Regions from separate parts of the Homo sapiens genome. Here region 2 is linked to region 1. A link is a contact called in ENCODE Hi-C or POLR2A ChIA-PET data. All regions are on one chromosome and are shown on one strand. The core of a region is the stretch at or near the end of the contact, and the rest is flanking DNA. Distances in the headings are between cores, read along the strand shown. Region 1 overlaps CRTAM (cytotoxic and regulatory T cell molecule). Region 2 overlaps CLMP (CXADR like cell adhesion molecule).

What was found. Hi-C counts contacts between places; a loop is a spot of excess contacts on that map. ChIA-PET counts read pairs that join two places held with the same protein, here RNA polymerase II (POLR2A). Pooled maps may share reads with other maps.
Region 2: a pooled map shows a loop between it and region 1 (2.6-fold over the local background). The contact joins two enhancer-like sites. A Hi-C loop is called at or near these places in 4 of 50 pooled maps. POLR2A ChIA-PET finds 5 or more read pairs at or near these places in 5 of 52 experiments (CD4-positive, alpha-beta T cell, PC-9, activated CD4-positive, alpha-beta T cell and 2 more).

The regions. Positions count from the first base shown.
Region 1 is chr11:122,854,499-122,859,661 of GRCh38, forward strand. It overlaps CRTAM (cytotoxic and regulatory T cell molecule), which reads left to right. Exons shown (of 10, transcript NM_019604.4): 5 at 1,197-1,358. Among named protein-coding and RNA genes, the nearest start is that of CRTAM, 19 kb to the left of the region's middle. RefSeq lists an enhancer at 2,018-2,227. Within about 2 kb of position 2,198, at least 9 of the 41 ENCODE cell types and tissues checked have a DNase peak (open chromatin) inside an H3K27ac peak, as active enhancers do; they include PC-9, where a contact is called at or near this core.
Region 2 is chr11:123,081,443-123,086,605 of GRCh38, forward strand. CLMP (CXADR like cell adhesion molecule) reads right to left here. Exons shown (of 7, transcript NM_024769.5): 3 at 3,070-3,271; 4 at 2,238-2,405; 5 at 1,643-1,765. LOC124902775 (a long non-coding RNA gene) reads left to right here. Exons shown (of 2, transcript XR_007062927.1): 2 at 1,572-3,435. Among named protein-coding and RNA genes, the nearest start is that of HSPA8, 22 kb to the left of the region's middle. RefSeq lists an enhancer at 2,179-2,473. Within about 2 kb of position 2,334, at least 20 of the 41 ENCODE cell types and tissues checked have a DNase peak (open chromatin) inside an H3K27ac peak, as active enhancers do; they include PC-9, where a contact is called at or near this core.

The DNA of each region.
Region 1 (5,163 bases), core at 948-3,447:
CTCGTCCCTACTAAAAATAAAATTAGCTGGGTTTGGTGGTGCATGCCTGTACTCAGGAGGCTGAGGCAGGAGAATTGCTTGAACCCAGGAGGTGGAGGTTGTGGTGTGAGCCAAAAATCACACCATTGCACTCCAGCCTGGGCAACAGGAGCAAAATTCTATCAAAAAAAAAAAAAAGAAGAAGTATAATATCTGTGAGCATAAACTTTTTCCCAGATATAAAATCGAAAATATATTTAACATAATACATATAATTGGAACAGATATGATCTTCCCTATATTGTATAGTACTATATTGTGTCATACCCACAAGAACAGATTAAAAATATTCTTGTAACAAAGCACCTAAAGGTTGAGCCTTTGAAACAGAATAACTAATTAATTATGGTGTCTGGGTACTGTTTATAGTTTGCTTACATTTCAACAGACATTACCTTTGATATCTATGTAATCAACCATCTTTTTTTTTTGAGATGGAGTCTCACTCTGTCTCCCAGTGCAGTGGCACGATCTTGACTCACTGCAACCTCTGCCTCCTGGGTTGAAACGATTCTTCTACCTCAGCTTCTGGAGTAGCTGGGATTACAGGTGCATGCCACAACACCCAGCTAATTTTTGTATTTTTAGTAGAGACAGGGTTTCACCATGTTGGCCAGGCTGGTCTCGAACCCCTGACCTCAGGTGTTCCAACTGCCTCGGCCTCCCAGAGTGCTGGGATTACAGGCGTGAGCCACTGCGCCCGGCCTGTAATCAACATTCTTAGAGTTGCAAAGGACCCTTTACAGTTGAGAACACTGAGGGCCAAATGGAGTTCTAGAGAGAAAAGACCTAAACCCAGATCTGATTCCCAGGGCAGTGCCAATTCTACTTCATTATAAGACTTCCCTTTAATTCGCCTTATTCATATAACCAGAATAAGGTCTTGGATCTTTGTGTTTCATAACAACATCAAGCTGTCCTTCTTAAGCTTTGAATTTTTTTTTCCAGTAGTGAAAAGTTTGTAGAAAACCATCATCTACTCTCATTCATCTGTTTGCCTTTGTGACCAGAACCAAGCCTATACAAGGGAACTGGCTGAGGTTAGAATGAGGTTAGAAATCTAATGTTTGCCATGAAGTCAAGGCCATTGGCCTCTAATAGAACCAACCTCATCCAGTAGCATTAAATAGCCATAACCTCTTCAAATTGCTACATAGGTGGAACGCTCCATGAATTTGAAACTGATGGGAAGAAATGTAATACTACCAGCACTCTCATAATCCACACTTATGGCAAAAATTCAACGGTGGACTGCATTATCCGACACAGAGGCCTGCAAGGGAGAAAACTAGTAGCACCCTTCCGGTTTGAAGATTTGGGTAAGAAGAACTAATGATTCTCTTGAATAATTTTTGATTTACTTTAATATTACACTATCAAACAAAATTAAATGCAGTGGGCAGAGTCCTTCAGATTAAGATTACTGCCAACAAAGCTTTCCTAATAGCAAATTCCTGTACTGATTGAAATTTCTCCAGGTGAGTGACGGAATTCCAACTATTCCAATGTTCAAAAGAACCCCAGTTGAGCAGAAAGCCTAGCACAGCGCCATATGCAAATAGTGTCATGCTTGCTTTTTGATAATGACTTTAAATCGTTTTATTGCTGTTGTGTTTTTGGAGTAATCATATGAATCATACTGCATCTTTGTACTTGACCCAGAAGGAGATAATGTTAGCTGAAATAAACCTAAATTGTCAATATCATTTTATGTGAATATGAAACACACAGATACATGAAGACATAATTCCTGTTTAGATTTATTTTATTGTTATAATTGCTTTGAAGATTTTAGTTTAACCATGTTAATATTCTGAGTTGAACACCATTTTAAACATCCAATATTAAATGTGAAGAGGAGTTGCCTCCATTCTCAGAACCTCTATTCTATGATTCTTTCCCCAAAAGTCCAAGAAATAATTTTAAAACTGTACACAACTCTTTGAGCCAAGAGGTATCCTTTAAGATGCATGAGTCCTGTAAGAAGTCTGCAATTAGTAGGACTCTGAGTTTCACTGTTTTACAAGGTACTTCTCTGTGTAATCAAATCCTAAAGTATAAGGAATTACTCACATCAGTGAAAGAGGAAACTGTTGGATGACAATGCATTTATTGAAAAAGCTCTTTTATCAGACGAAATCGCTGATGCTGAAAGGCAAGCTTGCTTAGGAGAACCTCACTGTGGGAAAGCTGCCGTGATGCCCTGTGGGGGCTGTGGCTGCGGTTAACAGGCCCCCTCTGACTACCACAAACTTTCCATGGGTCACTTTCTCACCAAACCAAAAGTAGTCATTGCAGAAGCTGCACTGTAAGACTCATGGACCTACAGACCGAGCTGTACAGTAACCTTACACAACCACCCCCACCCCTCTGTGAGTCATCCCCACCCCACGCCTCCACCTCCAGCAGTAGAACTGAAGCATAGGGCATGTGGGGGATGAGCCTGTATCTAAAAGCTTCCTAAAGACATTCAGGTTCTTCAATAGGAGAACCAACAATGTCGAAAAAAATGCATTCTTAATTTTCAGCAATTGTTCAAGCCATCTACAAAAATTACTATGAAGGGGGAAATGGCAGTTCTCCACCTTTACGGCTATAGCTCTGTATGACTCAAAATTATAGCTAAAGATGTTTTTAATAATAGGCTAAGGCCAGGCGTAATGGCTCACGCCTGTAATCCCAGCACTTTGGGAAGCCGAGGCGGGCAGATCACCTGAGGTCAGGAGTTCGAGACCAGTCTGGCCAACATGGCAAAACCCCATCTCTACTAAAAATAAAAAAATCAGCTGGGCATGATTGTGGACGCCTGTAATCCCAGCTACTTGGGAGGCTGAGGCACAAGAATCGCTTGAACCCGAGAGGCGGAGTTTACAGTAAGCTGAGATCACGCCACTGCACTCCAGCCTGGGCAACAGAGCGAGACTCTGTCTCATAATAATAAGAATAATAGGCTAAGACTTAATTTTTATTTGTGATCTATTTGCTGTACTCATTGCCAGATCTCCAAATAGTATTCAAAGAGAAACGCCAGCATCAGCTGTTGATAGCTTCCATTAGTTCATTGTTTCTTCCATTTGGCTAGCTGCTACTATATTGACATATAGATGTTACAAACATTTTGTTCACCCAATTAGGTAAAAAATATTACTAGCTGAGGATGCTTTAAAACACATTTACACATAAGGGTTCTGACCCCTTTCATTCCTGTGCTCTGCATGGAAGGACCTGGGTAAAGTGAGGGTCATGCCAGCACCAGGACTAGGGTGGTCCTGAGGAAAGAAGTGCCTTCCTCTGAAAAAGCCACAGTGTGATGCTTCGAGAAAGAGAGTAGAGCAACAGGAATTGATTTTTGAATAGGCTATCTTTGTTTTTATGTTTTGTTTTGTTTTTTGAGACAGGGTCTCACTCTTTCACCAAAGCTGGAGTGCAGTGGTGTGATCGCGGCTCACTGCAGCCTCAATCTTCCAGGTTCACAATCAGTCCTCCCACCTCAGCCCCTCAAGTTGCTAGTACTACAGGCATGCACCACTACATCTGGCTAATTTTTAAATTTTTGCTGAGACGGGGTCTCCCTATGTTGCTCAGGCTGGTCTCAAAACTCCTAGGCTCAAGAAATTCTCCCTCTTTGGCCTCCCAAAGTGCTGGGATTACAGGCATGAGCCACCTCACCCAGATTTCAGAATTATCATTTATTTATTTCTTTTCTTGAGACGGTCTCACTCTGTTGCCCAGGCTGGAAGGCAGTGACACAGTCTTGGCTCGCTATAACCTCTGCCTCCCAGGCTCAAGTTGATCCTCCTGCCTCAGCCTCCGGGGTGGCTGGGAGCACAGGCATGAGCCACCACGCCCTGCTAATTTTCATATATTTTGTAGGTATGGGGTTTCGCCATGTTACTCAGCCTGGTCTTGAATTCCTGAGCTCAAGCGATCCCTCAACCTCTGCCTGCCTCCCAAAGTGTTGGGATTACAAGCATGAACCACCACACCTGGCTCTTTTTGTTGTTCTTGTTGAGACAAGGTCTCCTTCTGTAGCCCAGGCTGGAGTGCTGTAGTGCAATCATAGCTCGCTGCAGCCTCTACCTCCCAGACTTAAGTGATCCTCCCACCTCAGTCTCCTGGGTAGCTGGGACTACAGGTGCACACACCACACCTGGTTAATTTTAAAATTTTTTATAGAGACAGAATCTCATTATGGTGCCCAGGCTGGTCTGAACTCCTGGGCTTAAGTAATCCTCCCTCATCGGCCACCCAAAGCACTGGGATTAGAGGCGTGAGCTACTGCACCTGGTTTATTTCATCTTTTTAGTATTTAAAATGCGGAATCTTGGTTTTCTATTACTTACCTGGGGATAGGATTTTTTAAATATTTGAAAAACAGTTCTCAAACTTTTGATTTCAGGACCTCTCTACAATCTTAAAAATAATCGAGAACCCCAAAGAACTTTTACTTATATAGGTGATGTCTGTCAATATTTACCTATTAGAAATTAAAACTGAGAAATTAAAAAAATATGTATCTGTCAATTTATTTTAAAATAATAAATCTGCTACATGTTAACAGAAATGGCATATTTGTTTTTATTTTATTTTTTGAGATGGAGTGCACTTATTTTTTGAGATGAGTGCAGTGGCCCGATCTCAGCTCACTGCAACTTCCGCCTCCTGGGTTCCAGTGATTCTCCTGCCTCAGACTCCTGAGTAGCTGGCATTACAGGCTCCTGCTACCACACCTGGCTAATTTTTTTGTATTTTTAGTGGACATGGGGTTTCGCCATGTTGGGCAGGCTGATCTTGAACTCCTGACCTCAGGTGATCCACCTGCCTCGGCCTCCCAAAGTGCTGGTATTACAGGCGTGAGCCACCGCATCCGGCCCAGAAATGACATATTTTAATGAAAAAAAAAGTATATTTTGTAACACTGAAAAGATTAGTGTGAAAATGTCATTTTTTTACATTTTGAAAATCTCATAAATGTCTAGCTTAACGGAAAACAATTAGGTTCTTGTAACTTTTGCATTCGATCTCTTCCAAAATGTTATTTTGCTTTAAATAAATATATAAAAATTCAATCTCACACAAATATATAATTGGAAAAGGGTAGAATATTTTAATAGCTGGTTCAGA
Region 2 (5,163 bases), core at 1,084-3,583, 230 kb after region 1:
GTCAAAAGTCTGAAGTTACTAAATTGATTAAGGAGAAATAATAATAATAGCTAATGTTACTGAACACCCACTGTATGTCAAGCCCTGTTCCTAGGCAGTTGTAAGTAAATGTGTTCATTTACTAACTTTTCAGAAAAACTCTAAGAGGCCAGGTGGCGTTGCGCATGCCGGTAATCGCAGCACTCTGGGAGGTGAAGAAGGGTGGATCGCCTAAGTCCAGGAGTTCAAGACCAGCCTGGCCAATGTGGCAAAACCCTGTCTCTACAAAAATTAGCCAGGTGTGACGGCATGTGCCTGTAATTCCAGCTACTCAGGAGGCTGAGGCAGGAGAGTCGCTTGAACCCGGGAGGCAGAGGCTGCAGTAAGCCAAGATCACACCACTGCACTCCAGCCTGGGTGACAGAGCAAGACCCTGTCCAGAAAAAAAAAAAAAAAGGAAAAAAAGAAAAACTCTATGAGACAGTTAACTATTATTCTCCTTTATAGATTGGGAAATATGCCTAAGGTACTACAGAGTTAGTGGTAGCTGTGATTGAAATCCAGGCAGTTATCTGACTCCACGGCTGATGCTCTTAGTCGCCTACTACTGTCTCTCATCTGTACTTGAAGCAAATCAAATTCTTGATTATAACACATGTACACACGTGTGTGTGCATGAGCACATGCACATACACACTCACAAACACTCTGTGGAGGGGAGAAATCTCATCTACTTGCCTAGAATGGTAGTGGCATATAACTAACTAGCTGCACGGTTTTGTTTGTTTTTGTTTTTAGGAATGGTGTTTATTTAGTACTCCCCTGGATATAGTGAATTTCTTTAGGGGGCTGGCTAATTCACATGTTTGTAAATACAGAGTCAACTGGTGTGTTTTTGTTTTTTTTGGTTGGAGTCTCGCCCTGTTGTCCAGGCTGGAGTGCAATGGCACCATCTCGGCTCACTGCAACCTCCGTGTCTCAGGTTAAAGCAATTCTTCTGCCTCAGCCTCCTGAGTAGCTGGGATTACAGGCACGCATCAGCACACCTGGCTCATTTTTTGTCTTTTAGTAGAGATGGGGTTTCACCATGTTGGTCAGGCTGAACTCCTGACCTCGTGATCTGCCTGCCTCGGCCTCCCGAAGTGCTGGGATTACAGGCATGAGCCGCCACGCTGGGCTGGTTTTTTTTGTGTGTGTTTTTTTTTTTGAGAGGGAGTCTCAGTCTGTCACCCAGACTGGAGTGCAGTGGCGTGATCTTGGCTCACTGCAACCTCCGCCTCCCAGGTTCAGGAGATTTTCCTGCCTCAGCTTCCTGAGTAGCTGAGATTACAGGCGCCCACCACACCCAGCTAATTTTTGTATTTTAGTAGAAACGGGGTTTCACCATGTTAGCCAGGCTGGTCTCAAACTCCTGACCTCAACTGATCTGCCCACCTGGCCCTCCCAAAGTGCTGGGATTACAGGTGTGAGCCACTGTGCCTGGCCAGTCAATTGTTGAGTGGTCTTTGCAACTACTGAATTTATTTTGGTGATAGCCATATCCTTCTGGAGATAAAGATTTTGACCTTAACCTTACTCTTACTTATGATTAGAATGTCTTAACATTGATCTACAATGCAAAAACAAACAGAAAAATGAAACTAAAACCTCTTTGGATGCTTACACTGTACAGTTACTCGCACCACACAGCTTTCCTTCCCAGCTTCGTTGCCTGCTGTGCACTGGTACAGTCCAGAGTAGGACATGGTAAGATTCTGCAGCAGAACTCGTCCAGGGTGGTTGTAGTCTGCACAAGCAGAAAGAATGACTGTAAATCCCTTTAGTGATGGTATCTATATTTATTGTTTACTTTATTGTATCACTGAGCTGAGATTCCGTAATGCTATTTGATAAGAATGAAATGATGGAAAAGATATCCTTTGGGAACATGAGAAGAAAGGTAAACATTTTTTTTAAGTTGTAGCACATCCTCAAAAGTTACAAAAGATTGTGAACATTTAAGGGATACTAAACATAATATTTAGATATAGTGGATTTATGTAGTACATTTCTTCCAATCTCTTTTACTACTTTTACATGTCATTTGAGGAAAGGAAAGACAGATTTTCTGTTCTAGTTAATGGATTTTAAAAATGGCAGTTCAGGAGGTTCAGCAGGGTATTTCAGGTCACATAGTGAGTTGCTGAGAAAGCTGATTTAGAGCTCACGGATAGAGGACTATTTTGTTGGCTCAATAGATTGGTAGGAAGATGACTTACCAATCCTAGATTTGGGAGGCAGACGTTCATCCTCTCCCTCTTTCTCTCGGATTCGCTGCCAGTAATACACAATGGGCTCTGTGCCAGAGGATGACTCACACTGCAAAGTCAGGTCACTTCCTTCTGTCAGCTCTCCTTCCAACTCACACTTGGGCTTGGATGGTCTCACTGGCAACAGCAACAACAAGCAAAAGTGTAGTGATTCAAAGATCCCCAAACACCAGATTCAATGGAAAAATTATGTCCTATTGAGTTGCTTCTCCAGCCATCTGTTTTGGTCAACTTTTGAGTGGGGATTCAACTAGCCTTGCTTTACACTACCCCCACCAAAACATCCACCTCCATCCCCTAAGCACACATACCCGCAACTCCAGTGGTGCTGTTTTAATTTTTGGGGCAGAGGCTGCCTCATTACTTCTCAAAGAAGACACATTATTATTGGACATTTTAGGAAAGTTGAGCATGGTTTTACTGATACAGAAGTGTATTAATTTGGAAGCAATTAAGTAGAACTTGGTAGCTCTTGCTGTCAAAAAACAGAAATGAATTTGAATCATATCTGAGAGACTTAAATATGAAGATCCCACTTAAATATTAGAGAATATGTTTTGTAATGGACAACTATGGAAAATTGCTCTTATATTTTCATTTTTTATTATGGCTATAATACAGAAGATACACATTTCTTTCCAGGGAACTGGACGAGGTGACCTCTGAATGTGTAATCCAAAGTACTGAACATGATGTTTTGTACCACCGTGATGCATATGGCTATCCCTCTTAGATACCTTAGAAATAAGCTGTAGACATTCACTTTGGCATCCTATCTTACCTAAGACTTTTAAGATGACATGGCTCCACACGTAGCGCCCTGAATTCTTAACCTTACAGGTGTACCGGCCCTCATCACTGGGCTTCAGAGGTTCAATCTGCAAGGAGGCATCTCCTGCCAGGAAATTGGAAGCAAAGGCCACTCGGCCCTTCTGTTCCTCAGTCAAGTTATTGTAGACATGACGACTGGAGTAAGTGATCACCTGTGGGATAGACCGAGGCAGAGTCAAGCAGCGTAACTCTCAGCCTGCCTTTCCTGATGGTGTGAAGAAGAGGAAAGGGAGTACTCCCAGTGGCACAAAGTAGTCAAGCCTGGGGCTGAGAGTCCAAGAGACCTCTGTTCTAAATAAAAGTTAAAAATACAGTACATTTGCACCTAGGCCTTGCCTCTCCTTCCAAAAATAATAACACTTCATGTTTGTGTAGCATTTTAGTTATAAAGTATTATATTAAATGCTCAGAACCACTCCATCTTACAGGTAAGGAATTTGAAGTTTGACTTACATACTGAAGTTCACACAGCTAAGTCAAGGAAAGGAGGAAACCATGCAAGTGTACAGCTATGCATGTATTAAGCATAGACTTATGAAAGGAAAAGAAACCTCGGGACCCCTCGGGAAGCCAAAGGGAAGGTCGAGCTTGGAACGATGTCGGCAAACCTGCCTCCCATTCTTTTTTTTTTTTTTTTTTAAGTATTTGAGAGACTTCTATGAGACAGGACTGTTTCCTTGGTTTTATTTATTTATTTATTTATTTTTGAGACAGTCTCGCTCCGTCACCCAGGCTGAAGTGCAGTGGCACAATCTTGGCTCACTGTAACCTCCGCTTCCTGGGTTCAAGCAGTTCTCCTGCCTCAGCCTCCTGAGTAGCTGGGATTACAGGTGTACACCACCATGCCCGGCTAACTTTTGTATTATTGGTAGAGACAGGGTTTCGCCATGTTGGCCAGGCTGGTCTTGAACTCTTGGCCTCAGGTGATCCACCCTCCTTGGCCTCCCAAAGTGCTGGGATTACAGACATGAGCCACCACGCCTGGCCTGCCTTCCATTCTATTCCTGAATAAGAAATAAGATAGCTACAAAGATAAAAAAAAAAAAAAAAAAAAAGCTTACAGTACTCCTGCACAATTTGCCCACAAGGTGACTGCTTGTGGACAAAGGACAGACAGAACTCACAGTTACCCCTCTGCACACATGAGATAAATGCATATCTGATTGCTTCCTTTGCCCTATTTCACTAAGCCGAACTAATTTTTTATGTTTTTTTTTTTTTGTTTTTTTTTTGAGATAGAGTCTCACTCTTGTCGCCCGGTCTGGAGTACAATGGTGCGATCCTGGCTCACTGCAACCTCTGTCTCCTGGGTTCAAGCAATTCTTCTGCCTCAGTCTCCTGAGTAGCTGGGATTACAGATGCATGCCACCATGACTCGCTCATTTTTGTATTTTTAGTAGAGCTGGGGTTTCTCCATGTTGGCCAGGCTGGTCTTGAACTCCTGACCTCAGATGATCTGCCTGCCTCAGCCTCCCAAAGTGCTGGGATTACAGGTGTGAGCCACTGCGCCTGGCCCTAATTTTTTATTTTAGTAGAGATGGGGTTTCACCATTCTGGCCAGGCTGGTCTCAAAGTCCTGACCTCAGGTGATCCACCCTCCTCGGCTTCCCAAAGTGCTGGGATTACAGGTGTGAGCCACTGCGCCTGGCAAATCTCTTCTTTGGTTCAAGTGATTTATAATCAAGTGAGATTAACAAGGAAAGACTATTAAACAGAGAAAAAGAAATGATTTATTTGAAATAGTATCAAGGAGAGTGTCCCAGACAAGTTGGTGGCATTTGAGCTAGGCTTTGAGAGGCAAGGAGAAAAGGCCTGGAGGGAGCATTCCAGCTACACAGAAGGGCACTAAAAAAGGCATGCAAGCATATGGGCATCTCCCAGGCACATTTCAGCTGCAGCTGTTCCAAATTGTTTCACTCAAGCCCTCAACCCTGCCTTTGATCACGTGTTGCTCCACAGCTCTTCAGAGCCTTTCCTGAGAAGGTTCTCTCAATCAGATAAAACCTATGAACTCTGACCCAGAAAAAACTCACATATTATTTTG